Regions from separate parts of the Homo sapiens genome. Here region 1 is linked to region 2. A link is an interaction called in ENCODE POLR2A ChIA-PET data of the cell type or tissue named here. Cell type or tissue: Caco-2. All regions are shown on one strand. Links, peaks and the distances in the headings refer to the core of each region. The heading gives the core; the rest is flanking DNA. Region 1 overlaps MELTF (melanotransferrin). Region 2 overlaps DLG1 (discs large MAGUK scaffold protein 1).

Region 1 (4,393 bases), core at 90-4,089, 75 kb after region 2:
TGCTCCCAGAACACCCTGGCCTCAGGCCTGGGTACTCTTTGGCCTGCATAGCTCAGGCAAAGAGACAGGAAGGAGTGGGTTTGAAGGAAGGACCCCCCCAGGCACTTGCCCGGGCTCTCAGATGAGGGGCCCCTCACGTGAGTCCCTCTCTCCCCAGCGGAAGACAGCAGCAACTCGTACTACGTGGTGGCCGTGGTGAGACGGGACAGCTCCCACGCCTTCACCTTGGATGAGCTTCGGGGCAAGCGCTCCTGCCACGCCGGTTTCGGCAGCCCTGCAGGCTGGGATGTCCCCGTGGGTGCCCTTATTCAGAGAGGCTTCATCCGGCCCAAGGACTGTGACGTCCTCACAGGTACCCCCCCCTTTTTAGGAACGCAGACTGGGGAAGCCTTCTCTGGGGTTAGCTAGGGACCCGCAGCCTGTTGGGGAGAGGACCTTGTTGGAAGGTGGCCAGGCTTCTGCATATGTGCCCAGGTATCTCCATAAGCTGGGGACAGAAGGACCCACCATATGCTATACATGAAGCCCCTCCAGTGTGTTAGATCACACAATATTCATGGAAACTGGCAAGACCCTTGGGCTGACAGGCCACACACCTCTGTCCTGGCTGTTAACTCAGAAAACATACAAGCACTTTTTTTTCTAACCACTGACACAAGCACACAGAGGGCACTAGGGTTGGCAGCTCCCACTCCCAGACAGCTGGACACCTGCTCTGATTGGAACAAAATAGTGAGGTAGTGAGATCCCTGTCCCTGAGGGAGTTCAAGTGAAGGCTGGGTGATGTTTGGTGATGGAGATGCTGTATCTAGACAACCTCTGCATTCCCCGCACTGAGATCCTCCAGGAGACACTCCACTCAGAGCTGAGGGGAGCGGAGCAGACAGGTGGCCTTGCAGTGTAGGATCCGGGGGGTGGGCAGACCTGTGGGGGAGCGGCCCGCCCAGCTCCCTCCCACACTTTCCACTGCTGGCCCCTCATCATTGCCCTTCCCTCCACCCCAGCAGTGAGCGAGTTCTTCAATGCCAGCTGCGTGCCCGTGAACAACCCCAAGAACTACCCCTCCTCGCTGTGTGCACTGTGCGTGGGGGACGAGCAGGGCCGCAACAAGTGTGTGGGCAACAGCCAGGAGCGGTATTACGGCTACCGCGGCGCCTTCAGGTACCCGGGTGGCCTGGCAGTCTGGGGCTGTGTGCAGAGGCTGGGACCCTCCTGCCGACGCCTGCCCTGCCCTCTGTGTGGCAGGTGCCTGGTGGAGAATGCGGGTGACGTTGCCTTCGTCAGGCACACAACCGTCTTTGACAACACAAACGGTAGGTGGGGGCAAGAGCAGGGCCAAAGGTAGGTCGGGGGGACTGTTCCCCATCTTCAGCACCATCCAGACACCATGCTGGGCTGGGGCCAAGCAGCAGCTCAGAGAGGCTGAGTCTAGAAGGCTGTGCCCCCTGGGAAGCTGGGAGCCCCAAGGGTCACAGGGTAAGAACAGACCTCAGACCACACATCCAGGGGTGCTGGATACATGACGGTTTTTACTGGCCTGGAATTCAAGTCCCTAATCCACCGAAACGGTAGAAACTCAATCCCAGTCAATCTGGAAAGACCCCCTTCTGGGAGTATTGATGTAGTGCCAAGGTGTGAGGTGGGAGTGGCATGAGCCTCTCCACAGGGTCATGAGTTCAATCAGTATCTGGTCTGTGTTCCTGAGCAGGTCACTGCCTCATGCAAGGAAATCTCTCTGCAGCCCCCAAGCCACACCGAGGCAGGGCACGCCCAACATACCACACAGGGGGTTTTCTTCCTGGAGTCACCTTCCTGGGCTCCGCCTGGGACAAAGAGCTCAGGAACGCTCTGCTCCGGGACCCCAGTACATACATGGTCCTATCAGAGCACACGCTCCCCTGACTTATATCACTTCCCCTTCTTCTTGTTCTCCGTGAAGGAATCTGTGTCCGTTTTGAAGACTAGAGGCTGTTTTCCTCCAACACCAAAGGCTTGTACTGTCTGCATACCCTGCCTACACCCCAGGCTTTGAAACCCCAAATGCTGGAGGCCCAGTCTTCTCCACTCGCTCCCAACATGTCTCCTCCTATAGACTTAGCCCAGAAAGGCACAACTGTGGCCCGGTGGGGAGGGGACTGGACAATGGGAAGCAAGACGTGCAGGGAAAAAAACGAAAACCTCAGTTAGTGTTTCAAAACTTGGATCTTGCCTCCTATGGGGGTCACCAAGGCGGTAGGACCATTTGCCCCAGCAGAGCTAGGGAGGGCTCCAGGCCCTGAACCCTTCCTGTTGCCACAGCCCAGCTCCCCCACCCAGCCTCCTACCAAGAACACCTGAAACCCTCCCCCAGGGAGGGGCTGTGTGCTCCTGCACGAGCCCAGCGGGCCTGCCTGGTCCCAGATCTGTGCATGGTGTCGTCTGGGATGGGGTCAGGGGAGGCGGGCAGGTGCTGGAGAGGCCTTGGGAGGTTCACTTGCAGTGAGTCACCCGCCTCCCAGGGCCACTCCTTTCCCTTTTATCTTTAGCTCTCCTCAAGGCCCACCTGGATTTCCTGGAAATGGGAGGAGGATGGATACTAAGTGAATGCACAGAGACATGAAAATGTGATTCCTGAGGGCAGCATTTTCTCAGGCAGCCCGAGACCGCCTGCTTTAGAATCAGTGGGATGCTGGTTTAACATGCAGATTCTTGAGCCTGATCTGAGACCTCCTGAATAAGATTCTTTGCAAGCAAGGGCCCTTGAAGCTGCCTTCTGCATCCACAAGTGATGCTATACCCTGTTCCATTTGAGAACTTCAGCCCTTAGGGACAATCACCCACCACCTTCAGGGAGCCACCCCACACTCAGGCTTGAGGATGTAACACATAGATGGGGTTCTCTGCCTGGGAGTGATTAACAGCCTCAGTTTCCTCACCTGTAAAATGGGGACAAAAACACCTACCCTGCGTTACTGTTGTGGGGATCAAGCAACGCGTGTAAAGTACTTGTCACATAGTAGGTACTCCCTACTCCCTGCTAATTAATGGCAGCTCCTGCTAATGGCATGAACACAGCTGGGTTCTTTCACCCCGGTAACACAGCAGAGCACGTGGAGAATGGAGAGGGTTGGGGAGCTGGCCAGATGTTGCCACCTCCCTGTGGTGAAGGCCTTGGGGTCCCAGGATAGCAGCTTCTCTTTACACTTCTCTCCACTCCCGGAACGTCCCCACACACACTGCTTTACCCCCCTCAGGCCACAATTCCGAGCCCTGGGCTGCTGAGCTCAGGTCAGAGGACTATGAACTGCTGTGCCCCAACGGGGCCCGAGCCGAGGTGTCCCAGTTTGCAGCCTGCAACCTGGCACAGATACCACCCCACGCCGTGATGGTCCGGCCCGACACCAACATCTTCACCGTGTATGGACTGCTGGACAAGGCCCAGGTGAGCCAGGGTGGGGCTACCTCATTGAGGGGTGTGCAGCAGAGGTAAGCTGAGCCCCTGGGAGGCCTCAGTCTACCTGGAGCAGACCTCTAGAGAAATTGAGGAAGCCCGGGGGAAATTCTGTGATTTTCACTTACGCAAGGACATCCCTCCAGAAACTGTCCCCTCTGCCTCCTGCATCGTTGATTTTCCCTTCTCAGTCGGACCATTTTCACCAACATGAAACATGCTGTGACTTCTGCCATCCTTAAAGAACAAACTAACCTCTTGGTCTCACATCCATCCTCTTGCAGCTGTAATCCTGCTCCCTTTTTTTCTTTTTTTTTTGAGACGGAGTCTTACTCTGTCGCCCCAGGCTGGAGTGCAGTGGCACTATCTCGGCTCACTGCAAGCTCCGCCTCCCGGGTTCACGCCATTCTCCCACCTCAGCCTCCTGAGTAGCTGGGACTACAGGCACCCGCCACCATGCCTGGCTAATTTTTTCTATTTTTTAGTAGAGAAGGGGTTTCACCGTGTTAGCCAGGATGGTCTCGATCTCCTGACCTCGTGATCCGCCCACCTCGGCCTCCCAAAGTGCTGGGATTACAGGCATGAGCCACTGTGCCCGGCCAATCCTGCTCCCTTTCGAAGCAAAACTCCTCCAAAGAGTGGTCTGCTCTGGAGTTAACAAGTCCTCTCCTCTGGCCTCTCTTAAGGATGGAGACTGAGTTAGCAAGTCCTCTCCTCTGGCCCCTCTTAAGGATGGAGACTACCCCAGACAGGCTCCCACCAGGGCCCTGAAGCTGTTCTTGTCAAGGTCACAGTGACCCATGTTGCTAAACCCAGTGGCCATTTCTCAGTCTTCATTTTACTTGACCTCTCAGTGGCACTGGCCACAGCTCTCCCTCCTCCTGGAAACACCTTCCCCTGCAGATGCCCAGGTCCTCAGCCCTGCCTGGCTGTCCTCTCACTCTCTGGCCACTCCTCAGTCTT
Region 2 (4,393 bases), core at 298-4,297:
TCCGTGACACAAGATGAGTGAGTTCTGCACCTCCAACATGTAAGCATGGCAACTACAGGTAATAGTACTGTACTTGAAATTTGTTAAGAGGGTCGGTCCTAAGTGTTCTTACCCCCCAAAAAAAGGCAACCAGGTGAGGTAATGGATATGTTAATTAGGTTGACTGTAGTAATTATTTCACAGTATGTATATATATAATATATATATATAAAATCATTAAGTTGTACAACTTAAATATATACAATTAGGCTGGGCACGGTGGCTCATTCCTGTAATCCCAGCACTTTTGGGAGGCTGAGGCGGGTGGATCACTTGAGGTCAGGAGTTCAAGACGAGCCTGGCCAACGTGGTGAAAGCCTGTCTCTACTAAAAATACAAAAATTACCTGGGCATGGAGGCACACGCCTGTAGTCCCAGCTGCTCGGGAGGCTTAGGCAGGAGAATTGCTTGAACTCAGGAGGCCGAAATTGCAGTGACCTGAGTTTGCACCACTGCACTCCAGCCTGGGAGACAGAGCAAAACTCTGTCTAAATATCTATATCTATATCTATATCTATCTATATATATAAAATATACACATAAAAAAATTAAAAATAATCACCAGAACTGAAAAAATAAATTTATTTTACTAAAATGATTTTATGCTCAGTTTTTTATATTGTGTTTCACAGCCATTTGATTTTATTCAAATGGAATTGTAACCAGTGACATAACTAGAAAATATGGGCCAGGTGCAGTGGCTCACACCTGTAATCCCAGCACTTTAGGAGGCCGAGGTGGGCGGATCACGAGGTCAGGAGTTTGAGACCAGCCTGGCCAGTATGGTGAAACCCCGTCTCTACTAAAAATACAAACATTAGCTGGGTGTGGTGGCGGGCGCCTGTAATCGCAGCTACTTGGGAGGCTGAGGCAGGAGAATTGCTTGAACCCAGGAGGTGGAGGTTGCAGTGAGCTGAAATTGCACCACTGCACTCCAGCCTCGGCGACAGAGCAAGACTCTGACTCAAAAAAAAAAAAACAACAAAAAGTGATGCCTCCAAGCAGAAATTGATCTAAAGCTACTAGTTACTGAAAACAAAGTAAGTATATATTAAATCAGTGTGCCATTTAGCTATACCAGTGAAGAGAAAACTGAAAGTGTCTGTGGTTGGTGTAGGTAAGTAAGAGGACTTAAATTTTGTATTTTTGGTGGCATGAATTTCTTCCTTCATGCCAAAATGTTTGGAAATATCTGGTAATACGCTTCACTTCTCTTTTTCCTTGCTTAAATTACATGTATTGGTGCAGTTCACTGGTCTTTTCTCTTTGCTTTTAATGATTATATATAGGTAGATAGGTAGGTAGGTAGATTGATTTTTTTAAGAGACAAGGTCTTGCTCTGTCGCCCACGCTGGAGTGCAGTGACATGATCATAGCCCACTGAACCTCAGACTCCTGGGCTCAAGCTATCCCCCCACCTCAGCTAGTAGCTGGGACTCCAGGCGCGTGTCACTGCACCCGGCTAAGTTTTTTGTTTTTGTTTTTGTTTTTGTTTTTGTTTGTGGAGATGGGTTCTAGCTATGTTGCCCAGGCAAGTCTTAAACTCTTGGCTTCAAGCGATTTTCTCACCCCAGCCTCCCACAGCTCTGGGATGACAGCTGTGAGCCACTGCAGCCAGCCCTAATGATTCATTTTAGTGATTCATGGGTGTATACTTAGCACATAGCAAAAGTAGTTAAGGACAGGCCCTCTTTGCAAAGGATGGTCCCAGCTTAGAGGACCTCTTCTAAGGCCTGTGAAGTGCTGTTGAGTGTCTCTGCTTTTGTGGGGAAGGTGTTAAAATGTCATTTCAGAATTCCCCTGAGATAGCTTATTTATGAGATCTGCTTCATCCAAATCATTGTCTGGAAGTTCTTCTTTAAGAGCTTTTTAAAGTAGTAGTAGTAAGATAGCCAGCAAAAATAGTTAATGAGATCATAAAGAAATGTTTATTATAACTAGTTAATTCATTTTAAGTCGATTATGCTGTAATAAACATCTTTTTCTTATTAGTTGAATTTATACCTATTTCGTAACTATTTCTAGACCTTTATTTATTTACCTGTTTGTAGAAGTTGAAAAGTAATATTATTAAATTATAATCAAGATTTATAATTATGATTTTCGGGCTTATAACTGCTGTTGGCTGTATCCATATATTTAGCATGATCCAACTATTTGGCTAGATCTTTCAGTTGATGACAAATCCTCTTTTAGCAATGCAGCAATCAGCATAACTTTTTTCCAGAAATAGAACATAGTCTGCTTTAAATTCGGAAATGCTTCCTCTATGCCTTGTTGAGTCAGTAGAAACCTTACATCTTAAATATCAAGGTCAGAGCTCCTAAAAATTGTCTTGGTTCTTGGAGTCTCATACCTTACAAAGGCTTTCTGTGCCTACACCCAATAATAAACACTGTTGGCTTCACTGGAGAGATTTTTTTTTCATTTTGTACAAAAATTCTATAAGATTGTGTTTTAAAGCAAGCAATAATGTAAGAAAGATATCTTGAGACCTCTGCCAATTTCCACATTCATGAGTAGCATTGCAGAATATAATCTTACTCCCGTAAAATACAGTAAGAAACCACAACTAATTATGCCATTTCGTTCTTGAATGTATTCAAAACTTACCTTTTCTTAAATAGAACTATCTCTTTCTTAGACCTCTTCTAAAATAACATAGGAATTGTAATTCCTACAATTCTTGGCTTTCAGGAATAATATTTACAAATATAGACAATTTAAGTTGCTGAATTATGTACTAAACAAAATAATGATTAGAAAACAAAGTTGAGTTGTAAATGCTCACCCACTAAATGCTAGTTTTGTGGTGCTGTTGATAAGTACCTAGGCAAGATTATAAATTATTCAGGTCATGGAGCCTCAGAATTGTTCTTGAATCGTAAAAATCATGAGTTTTAATTTTTTTTTTTGTTTGGGGTGGGGGACGGAGTCTTGCTCTTTCACCCAGGATAGAGTGCAGTGGCATGATCTTGGTTCACTGCAACCTCCACTTCCTGGATTCAAGCGATTCTCCTGCCTCAGCCTCCCAAGTAGCTGGGATTACAGGCACCCGCCACTGCGCCCAGCTAATTTTTATATTTTTAGTAGAGACAGGGTTTCACCATGTTGGCCAGACTGGTCTTGAACTCCTGACCTTGTGATCCACCCGCCTCGGCCTCCCAAAGTGCTGGGATTACAGGCGTGAGCCACTGCGCCAAGACTTAAATTTAAAATTTAAATTCATGAATGCTAAGGTCCTGCTGTACCCATAGTAAAACTAAATAGATAATAAGGAAAAAATAAAATTCATTTATTCATAGTCTTGTTTTGGTAGGCTTTTCTGTTATATGCTAACATAATTGCTATGTCGAAATTGGAGAATTTATGAAAGCTTAATTTACATGACATTTTGCAAGATTTACATTAGTGTTACAATCTACATAAAAACTTGTTTCATTGTAGTTTTATTTGCTTGCTTATTTTGAGTAGGTAAAGTTCAGAATTTAAAAGATGTGAAGGCTTTACAGGCTGTCTCTCACAACACCCATTTCACCTCCATAGGGGTAAAGATTAACAGTTCTTATGTATCCTTCCAAAAATACTTTAAAACTCTTACTTCAATAACTGTAACTGGTTATTTATATATTTACACACACACACACATATATCATTAAAATTAGGCTTAATTTTTAAATATTCCACCTTTTTGTTAAAAGTTTCAGAGCTATAGAAAAGTAAGTACAAAAACGGCAATATACAGTGAACGTCCACATATCCTTCTCCCACTTTCACCAGTTTTTAACATTTTGCCACATTTGCTTTCTCTAGCTTAATTTTTAGCATATGTGCTTCATGCTAAGCTAATACTTAAAAACAAACAAAACTTGGAAAACTGTTAAACTCAGAAATGGTGCCTCATACTTTCATATAATTTTGTAACTAAATATACATATAAAAATATACACATATATACTGTGTGTTGATAACTTCATAGCATCAGGTTTTGTTTCATAATAAAATGAGCCCTTTATTTCATTTTTCAGCAATTCTAATTTGGGGATGCAAACCTAGATGACTCTTAAAGGTTTTAGAGTATAAAAATGCCCATTATAAAGATAACAATTCTGGTTATTTCTAGTAAGACCCCAGATATGTTTGGTTTACTTAAAAAATAACATTCTATACTTTGACAGAGTTGAGAAGAAAGAACGAGCCCGATTAAAAACAGTGAAATTCAATTCTAAAACGAGAGATAAAGGGGTGAGTATTTGAAATCTCTACATTTTTGTAATTCCTGTTTGAGCTACATTGTTAAAATGAAAAGGATTTTGCTATCAGAATTATTCATGATCAGTTCTTGCCATGGTGC

Evidence for each region. ChIA-PET counts read pairs that join two places held together with the same protein. Peaks named below come from ENCODE experiments on the same cell type or tissue, not always from the same donor. Only the 100,000 strongest peaks of a DNase experiment are listed, where the experiment ranks them.
Region 1: POLR2A ChIA-PET joins it to region 2 with 5 read pairs; 2 of 35 experiments call an interaction of 5 or more read pairs at or near these places.

What each region holds. Positions count from the first base shown.
Region 1 is chr3:197,005,577-197,009,969 of GRCh38, reverse strand. It overlaps MELTF (melanotransferrin), which reads left to right. Exons shown (of 16, transcript NM_005929.6): 11 at 158-352; 12 at 1,005-1,161; 13 at 1,246-1,313; 14 at 3,234-3,421. Among named protein-coding and RNA genes, the nearest start is that of MELTF-AS1, 4.9 kb to the right of the region's middle. In Caco-2, for the core only: no CTCF peak of the experiment used is centred there; a DNase peak (open chromatin) is centred at 2,453.
Region 2 is chr3:197,080,942-197,085,334 of GRCh38, reverse strand. It overlaps DLG1 (discs large MAGUK scaffold protein 1), which reads left to right. Exons shown (of 25, transcript NM_001366207.1): 17 at 4,218-4,284. Among named protein-coding and RNA genes, the nearest start is that of MELTF, 53 kb to the right of the region's middle. In Caco-2, for the core only: no CTCF peak of the experiment used is centred there; no DNase peak of the experiment used is centred there.